2 separate regions of the Mus musculus genome follow, and region 2 is linked to region 1. A link is a loop called in an ENCODE intact Hi-C map of the cell type or tissue named here. Cell type or tissue: gastrocnemius. All regions are shown on one strand. Each heading gives the region's core, and the rest is flanking DNA. Links, peaks and the distances in the headings are about the cores only. Region 1 overlaps Gm39857 (a long non-coding RNA gene). Region 2 overlaps 2600014E21Rik (a long non-coding RNA gene).

What was found. Peaks named below come from ENCODE experiments on the same cell type or tissue, not always from the same donor. Only the 100,000 strongest peaks of a DNase experiment are listed, where the experiment ranks them.
Region 2: a loop joins it to region 1, with 3 times the contacts of the local background. A loop is called at or near these places in 2 of 42 quality-filtered maps.

Annotation. Positions count from the first base shown.
Region 1 is chr2:75,324,939-75,329,336 of GRCm38, forward strand. The region is part of intron 3 of Gm39857 (a long non-coding RNA gene); the gene reads right to left. Among named protein-coding and RNA genes, the nearest start is that of Gm32927, 33 kb to the right of the region's middle. In gastrocnemius, for the core only: no CTCF peak of the experiment used is centred there; no DNase peak of the experiment used is centred there.
Region 2 is chr2:75,262,856-75,267,253 of GRCm38, forward strand. The region is part of intron 3 of 2600014E21Rik (a long non-coding RNA gene); the gene reads left to right. Among named protein-coding and RNA genes, the nearest start is that of Gm34401, 20 kb to the right of the region's middle. In gastrocnemius, for the core only: no CTCF peak of the experiment used is centred there; a DNase peak (open chromatin) is centred at 2,553.

The DNA.
Region 1 (4,398 bases), core at 288-4,287:
CCATGACAATTCCAGTGCTTCCATCCAGCACAGGGAAAGCCATCTCTGCAGGTTATGTTTGCAAAGGCTCCTTCCTATGACTAACCATGTTAATGGAGGAGAAGCCAATACCAGCTCCTTTTAATAAGTTTAGTGCTTTGTTTAAAAAGCAAAACATTTTAGCTTAGTATTAAGAAAGATCATCTAGAATGAAGGACAAACTTGCCACTTAAGTCATAAAATAAACATTTTAGTCTACAGAGTGTAATGAATTTCTGAAGTTGACTCTTTTTTTGACTGAAATGTAAATATAGAATAATTATAGAAATTATATGTGTATATCATATTTTTGAGTTTAATTATGTGATTCTTTGCAAGGACTGTTGTAGATGGGCAAGTTAATAAATAAAATGCCTTAACTTATTTGTAATAGATAAATGCCAGAGATGCTACCAAGTGTGGCTTCCACTAGTCTTGCTCTATGAGACTTTTCTCACATAAATATCTCAAGTATGTCACAATCTTGAAAATAAAGCCAGAGAAAGTAATTCAGATTCAAATATACAAACTGATGATCTAACCAAGGAGCTCCACCAAGGGTGACCTGCTATAAACGATGAACAGGATAGATATATTCTGCTTCTACCCACAGAGTAATTACAATTATAATTACATTACCTGTAATTATAAACATAATTAATTATATTCCTGCAGTGCTTTAGAGCTTACAACGTACATTCACATGCATTAATTATTTAACCTCGTCAGGATCTTGTGCTGCAGACATAGCAGAAAACCCACAGAACAAAACCAAGGGCTTCACAATGAGTCCAGACCTATTGCTTCCAGGTGGCCATCTCCTCCTTTCTCTCTTGTGATTGCTTCCTCACACCAAGCCAAAGCTGAACATGAGAAAAGAACGAGGGTTCTGAAACACTGGTGATGCTGGCTCTTTTGTCAAACAATATCCAGGAGAGTGGGAGAGAGGGCGGGGGAGTTTAGAAGTGTGCTCAGAATGAGTGAGGAGGGGACACCAGTCACAATGGCCTCAAGGTTCCGATTTACTTCAGGCATGAAGTACTAGTTAGGAGGTCTCAAGTTTCAGCCTATGGATTCCCAAGTAAAAATAGTCCACAGGATGATGACACAGTTAAGGTTCTTGAGAATCTAGTAGATGCAGAGGCTGGGAACACATAGTGTTCCAAATATCCTGATGGCTGATGACCAGTAGAAAAGAGCTATTCCAAGCAGACCCCGCAGACAGCTCTTGGCTTTTGCATCTCAGGAGACCCAAGCACACTCCAGACTGTCTTTCAAGGTTCTCCTCCGAAAAGCCATGAACCATATTGCATATCTGGCACAATCTCTCTGGGGATTTGAGAAAATGCCTCCATAAGATGATGCTGTGAGATATTTTCTTTATAAGTCACTGATGGGGGAGGGTCCAGCCCATTGTGGGTGGTCCCACCCCTGAGCTGATGGTCCTGGGTTTAATAAGAAAGCAAGCCGAGCAAGCCATGGTGAGCAAGCCAAGAAGCAGCACCCCTGCGTGGCCGCTGCATCAGCTCCTGCCTCCAAGTTCCTGCCCTGCTTGAGTTCCTGCCTTGATTTCTTTGATGAGGAATAGTAATACAGAAGTTTAACCAATCAACAAAAACCCTAGTTAAGACAGATGAGATTCCAGACACTGTAGGGGTCAGAGAAACAGCACCAGATTAGAGATGAGAAAGGAGGACAAAGGAACTGCTAGTGTCAGAAGGCTCCGAGAGCTTGTTCCGGGAGGAGGACCGCTGTTAAGCAAAGCAGAGAGCAACTGTAGCAAACATGACAGCTTCTTTCTCACATGGCACATAAATGCTAGTCTACAGGCTCTACATAAAAGTTTAATTTTTTACAACAGTCTTCAGAAGCCATTACCATTATGCAACCATTTTACAGTTGAGACCATTGAAGTCCCAAAAGGCATAGAAAATGATGGTTGGGAAGATGTATCAGTCCTGATAATATGCTTGCCAGAGTTCAGTCCTCAGGACCCATGTGAAAGATCTGGGCATGGCTTTGTGTGCTGTAAACCCAGTGCTGAGGAAGTAGAGGCAAGAGAACACTGGGTTCTCTAGCTAGCCAGCCTAGCCAGATAATTGGTAATGTCAAACCAGTGAGAGAATGTTTCCAAAAAGCAAGGTAGATGGCTCCTAAAGAATGCCACATGAATTTGTTCTTTGGCCCCCATACACATACATGCACATGCACACACATGCATTGTACATACATTAGTTGTAGTGCCTTTCCCCAGAACCACACATAGGCCTGGTCTACTGTGGTTATAAAACAGTATGCACACTCAGTGATCTCCATATTTGTTCCTACTATTCCTAGTTTCGGTAGGTTCTTCTAAAGTTTAGGATCTAAACCCAGAAGCAAAAAGAATGTAGCCACAGAGAGCAGAAGACCCATCGATATAGTAGTTTCGACCTTCTCCATAAATCAGAATTCCCTGATTCCACATACCTACCAATGCTGGGCACATAAGTTAGAGATTAGGGTTTAGTTGGTGTAAGGTGAGGCCTGTGGAGAGACGTTAATCACCTTGGTTTTGTTTGTTGTTGTTAAAAACCCTCCACGTGTTTAATGAAGACTGCACTAAGTCTACCTAACAAATCAACTGACAGTTATGTGTTACTCTCCTACTAAGTGGTATGTGTTACCTAGCATGCTGTGGAAAGTATACGTGTGAACAAGATGCTCCCACAGCCTTCGGAGTTCATACCTTCCAGGGTTTGTGTGGGCCTAAGAGAAAAGATGAAAAGCATATTGATTGCTGAGCAGAGGTGGTGAGTACAGTCACTGACCCAGAATGAACCCTGAGAGGAAGATGCAGACTCGAGTACAGTGCTGGGATTAAATCAGGCAGATGAGGTGCCTTCTGGAGACTGCTGTGCAGAGCACATCTCCACTTCAGAGGTCAACTGGTGGAGGGAGACCAATCTGTCACTCTGTACCACCCTTCTCTGCGATAGGACCTCTCAACGGCTTATGGATCCAGGCCCAGGTCAGGTCCTGGTGCCTACTCTTCTGTCAGTGGGGCACATCTTTTCCTTGTCCAATGGGAAGAGAAGAAAAACACTTCAGCAGCTGCTGAATTCCAGTGTCTTTATTTGAACTTCTCTGGAACAGCCAAGCTAGTGGTATTTATGACTTAAAAGAATTTCCATTTGTAAGTTTATCTTCTTGTTAAAAACCCAGCCATTCCCTACCCCCAAACATCCAAGGACAATAAATCAAAGCTTAAGGAGCAAAGACTTATCTCTACAAATAGGACCCATATAGTTGCCAACATACTAATTTTTAGTATCAAGTATAATAAAAGGTTAAGTGGCTGGGGGCAGGGACAAGCTCCCTTTCACAGGAGATGCAGAAGGCATGAGAATGAGCCCAGATGTTTTCCAGGATAAAGCAGCAACTGCTAGGCTAGCATTTCCCTGTGAGCTCCAGCAACGTGCGTGGGCTTTACCTCCCCTGAAAGACTCTCATTCCTACCATTTTTTATTATCAACCGGTTTTGCCAGTTCCTGGTCCTGATGTCCAATCTGGTTCCCTTCCTTTTCACAGAAACAATGGTGTCAAAACAAGAATGTCTCCTTTACAAACACTGAACAGATGTAGAGTTCTACCATGTCATCAAATGATGACAGGTGAGGTTGGTGGAAGCCAACTGGTATCACAAGCACTGTGGGTATATGGAATCATAAAAGAACTACTCACTGCCCAAGTGTCTCCTCTTCCCATAGGATTCTGCACTCTTCTCGCCATGCCTGGCTCAAGCACAGTAGAGGGCCAGGGCCAGACAATGGCTTTCCACCCTAACCCCCACCTGGCTTCTGTCCTTATCCTGCACATGTTGGGAGTGTCATTTTCCTTCTGCTCAGTCGGCCTTATTCACAAGTCCAACAGGAGCCCGTGGCAGCACAATGCCTTTTGTCACTGTATGTCACCTGATCAAGTCACCATGCAATTGGGAAAAAAAAATTCTGGAGAATATCTCAATTTAAAAAAAAAAAAACAAACAAACTCTCTAGATAGTCTTAATTCAGGAGCATCACCTATTCTCAGAACACCTCTTTTTTATTCCAGAAAATCAAATGTTATTGACAACAGACAAATTTGAGGAGAAACACATTGTAATGAATGATGAGACATTTTGTATTTTCTCAGCTGTTAATGTTAACTACATAGTAAATTGATAGTAAGAGGATTTTTTCAGTCTCTCCAAAGTTTATTGACTTTTTTTCCCTCTCAACTATATTTTGATTCTTATTTTCTAATCTTACCCCATTCTAATCAAAGTATATGATTTATTTACATTTCAATTTCTTAAAAGATGCTGGGATTTTTTTTTACAAGATGTAACTCTATACATTT
Region 2 (4,398 bases), core at 213-4,212, 62 kb before region 1:
TGGATATTCATGTCTGACTCTTCAAAGGATTTCACAGCCATATTCTCAGACAATTCTCTGAAGGTTCCAGAAGAGACTTTGGACAAACATCACTAAGTTACATGTTTGTCAGGCCCACTTGACAAAACACTTTAATAAGAGGAATCTGACAGGCGCGTCGTAGGGCTCTGTAAGAAAGTGAGTCTCCATTCCCACTCTCAGAAGAATGTTCATCTCTGTTCTTAGCCTTCACCCATGGATCCAGGCATATGGCTGTGTTCTGCTCAAACTCAATTGTGAAGAAATATTCTCTGGTGATCCCCTATGAAACTACCTCCCATCTCTGCTTTCCTCTAAAATATCCAGTTGCAAGTCGAGAACAAGAAAAACCCAAATCAAAAGTGCCCACTTCCTGGAAGAAAGCCATGTGTGCTAGTGGCTCTCAGGAAATGGTCCAAGGGAAACCAGGGACCCAACAAGCCCCCTACTTACTTTGGGGCTCTTGGACGAGAGCTTCCTCATTTCTGTCATTTATTTGGTTTTCATATATTTGATTGTAATGAGTGTTACATAGGCAGAGTACAAATGTAGAAGACATAGTTCAAAAGTAATTTCTTATTCTTTGGAGAGGATGTCTGTCTTCTATTTGTTCAAAAATGTAAACAATCATGTATTGTGCATGGAAATCTATACCTGGTTTCTTATTCACATTTTAGAAGTCTTCTTACAAGAATGTGTAAAACTGTCTAACAGAGATATGCCATAACTTATTTAACCACCCTTTTTCTGACACAGGTTGTTTCTATTTATTTGCTAGTGTAGACATGACTACGTATGGTCATGGGTTTTGTTGAAATATGTGAATAAATCCATAAGAGAAAATACTGGGAGTGTAAGTTTAAGATCACAGAATAAGCACACATCATTTTGGTAGATTTTGAGAAATTGTGTACTATAGGAGCAGTGCTAATTATACTCTTTCCGACACAGCGATATTAAAAAGCCTTAGTTTAACCTTCTAGAAGCAGAGGGTTAGGGAGGGTTGTTCAGTCACTTGAGCTAGTGGGTGTCTCCCGGGGAGATGATCTGCTTCTAGGCAGCTGACAGAAAAGGACTATGAATTTCTTGTCAAGCCCAGTCTATGAGCTTCCAATGACTTTACAATAAACCTAAACATATGGGTTTCCTGTCTGCTGTTAAAAATCTCCAGGAGGTAAATTCCATAGCCTTCTTGGGTAAACTATGTGGGTTCCTCATGACTCTTCTCAAAGTCAAGGCATTTTTCCTTCTGTCTAATATAATTCTTCTCTCCATATATCTACTTAAAAAAAAAAAAGGTGGTGTGCTAACATTTCCCCAGAGCAACAAGAGTTCAGCTAACCACAGTGAGATGCTATAATTCCACAGCTAAAATATGCATCCTCTTTTTTAAAAAATCATGTAACTTGTAAGTTCTTATAGAAACGGTTAGTGTGTAGACAAGGGATAACATGTACTTTTTATTTTACCCTGCATTTAATTTAGTAAGGGTTTTGTAGTGTCTAAGGGGCTGTGGTGTGTGTGTGTGTGTGTGTGTGTGTGTGTGTGTGTGTGTGTGTGTGTGTAAAATATGCAGTACTCTCTTTTCTTTTCATGCATTATAATTATAGAATGATAGTATTTTCCTCATTGGATGAGAGTAATAGTTTCTTCAACAGCATTCCAATATTGGTTTTTGCTGACAGAGACCATGTCTGTCGTGTGTAAGATGACTACAGGTCATTTCTGAGTGTATCTTTCTCCTGCTGTCAAGATACAATAACTATTTTAGGAACATTTGGCATCCCAAAAATCCCTGCATTGTGCAAATGAAAACATCTGCTTATACTTTGACACCCTCATTCTTCAAAGGTTAGTTGGATTTGTGGTTGCTTTGTTCAACAAGACCGCTCTTAGAGCCCAAGGATACACATTTAATTATTGGGAAGATATGTTTGACAGAGCTCTGGGGAAAAAAAAATTACCCTTCATATTCAGACCAGCATTAACATTTTTATAGGACGAGATTGCCTGAGAGTCAAAGAAGGGGGGAAAACTCCAGGAAAATAAATATGAATCTGTTTGGTCACTGGTGTCCTGCTGATTTACAAGGTGCCAAACCTGTGACTCTGTTCCCCAGAACTCATCAGCTCGCTGTTAAACTGGCATTTCTGATTTCTGCTGAGGCTAGAGACAGCAAAACTCTGTTTCCCACAATAAATAATGGAGGAAGTTATTCTTTGCATCCAAACCGGCTTTCCATCAAAGCAGACAGCTACAGCCAGGTGCATTTAGCTGCGTTTGTCATTGCTCCGGATGCAAAACATGGAGGGCCTGCTACAATGGGTTTCTACCTGAGCTTTTTGTACCCGAAATATTTTTCCATCCTCAACTGTAACGGAGCCATTGCCACCCATCCCTGTCACCATAATAAAGGGCCAAGGTCCTGCAGCAGCGCCAACATATCCTGATTGGTTTGTTTATTTACGCCAGCCATCAGTGCCAGGTAGCAGATTGTACACTGGAAGGCTTCCTGATGCTCCAGCCAAAGCCCGGTGTTCTTCTCCCTGGGCAATGTGGAGACAACACATGTCAAGAGGCAGCAGTGGCTAGCGTGCCAACCCATCACTCACTAAGTGCTGCAGCCCTGCCTGGCCCCCTCTCCCTGTAGTCATTTCACTACTGGTCATTACCAGAGACCGGTGCAAACCTTAGCTATTGTTGGACAGGGAGGGAAGATGGAGGAACCTATACCACAAGCAGCAACAGGGATTTGGTGAGGCAGAAGCCAGCAGGTGAACAATGGCTCGTTTGCTAGGCTGCAGCTGGGTGTGTGTTATTTGCATACCAGGGACCCTTTGTTAAAGTGCTGTGGCCAGCTGTGTGGGCACACTGGTGTGGGTGTAGCTCTGAAGTGGGAGATGAATTCTCTGCTTTACTTCCTATCTCATTTGAACACAAGTTGAGGGCAGGCATTGTCATCAGAGACCCCCTGCAGAAAAGCTGCGGGCTCTAAGATTCATTTGCCTTTGCCAAGTATGTTCGATCCAAACTTGCCATTTTTGAGATCTTACAAATTCCCTCGAAAGATGATTTAACAATTTAACAAAAAAAAAAAAAAAAACAGCAGCAAAATCAAAGCCGTGTGGCAAAGGGACAGACGTTAAGGCTGTGATTGAAGTGAGTGACGAACCTCGTAATGAGGTGTGCAGCTTTGGATATTAAACGATTTCTCCATGGTACTTTTCCAGATGTGATGGAATACATTTATTTTTGTGCTCATCTGAACTGAAATAATACAAATGAGATACTAAAAAGACATCATTATGCGCAGAAGTGGGGCAAAGAATTTAGAATCCCAATTCTATAGGTTTAACAGCTGCTCGAGAAGCAATTTGAAGCTGCCTCGTGCCTGCAGGTTGCTTAGGAACCTGTCTAGTGTGTATGGACTGGCCGTGATCTATGTGTGAATCCTGCATGTTGATAGTTCAAGGCTACTTTATTTCAGGCAAAAAATAAATAGCTAGTAGTAAGAAGTCTGTCTCCTCCGAAAGCTGCAGTACGGCTGAATACATCCTCTGCAGTAGCGTAATAAAATGGGATGGGTTTAAAACTACCAGATGGTACCCTGTACAGTGCCTGAAATAAAACAGAGAATTAGGGTGCCCCAAGGTGTGCACAGGAAAGGCAATTACATGAAATAAATGGGCCTCGGGCCTACAGAATGCTCAAGTATGCTACACAGGAGACATACAGTACATCTGGTGAGCAGATTTTATCACACACTGGAAAGCCATAAAGAACGCTGTTGACGATCGGACCCCCATCTCACAATGACATTTTACCTGTGTTGGTATTCAGTGCTGTTTATTTTAAAAGGTGCTGTAATCTCAATGATGTGTTTTAAAGGCCTCCTTAACATTGTTTCCTACTCTGCTCCATTTTGGGGGGGGGGGGGCACAGATTGATAGGGCTCTGAAGCAGATCTCTGGACAGAGAGCCACTGTGGTCACAGGAGATCGCCTTGATTTCATTCATTTCATTGTGACTGGAACAATAAGTTCACCATTGTCAGCTCTTCCCATCTGAGGAGATGCTGACATTAATACTCCTTCCCTCAGCAATGTGGCTCTTTGGTTTTCTTTCTCCACCTACCCCACCCTTTTTTTTTTTTTTCTGAACACTCAAAGGAAGGTGATTTTTTTTTCCTGATGGTTATTTTTAAGGAGCAGTTGGTAGCACCTAGCCCCTTTCTTGTCTCTTCCTCAGCAGAAGCAAACCTGTATGGTTTGAAAATGCTGTGCTCCGTTTCTATTGTGAGAAGTCCAAGGAACGCAACCTTCATTATGCAGTTTTAAAAGTTGCTATAATAAAATCCTCTCAGTACTTAAAGATAGCTTT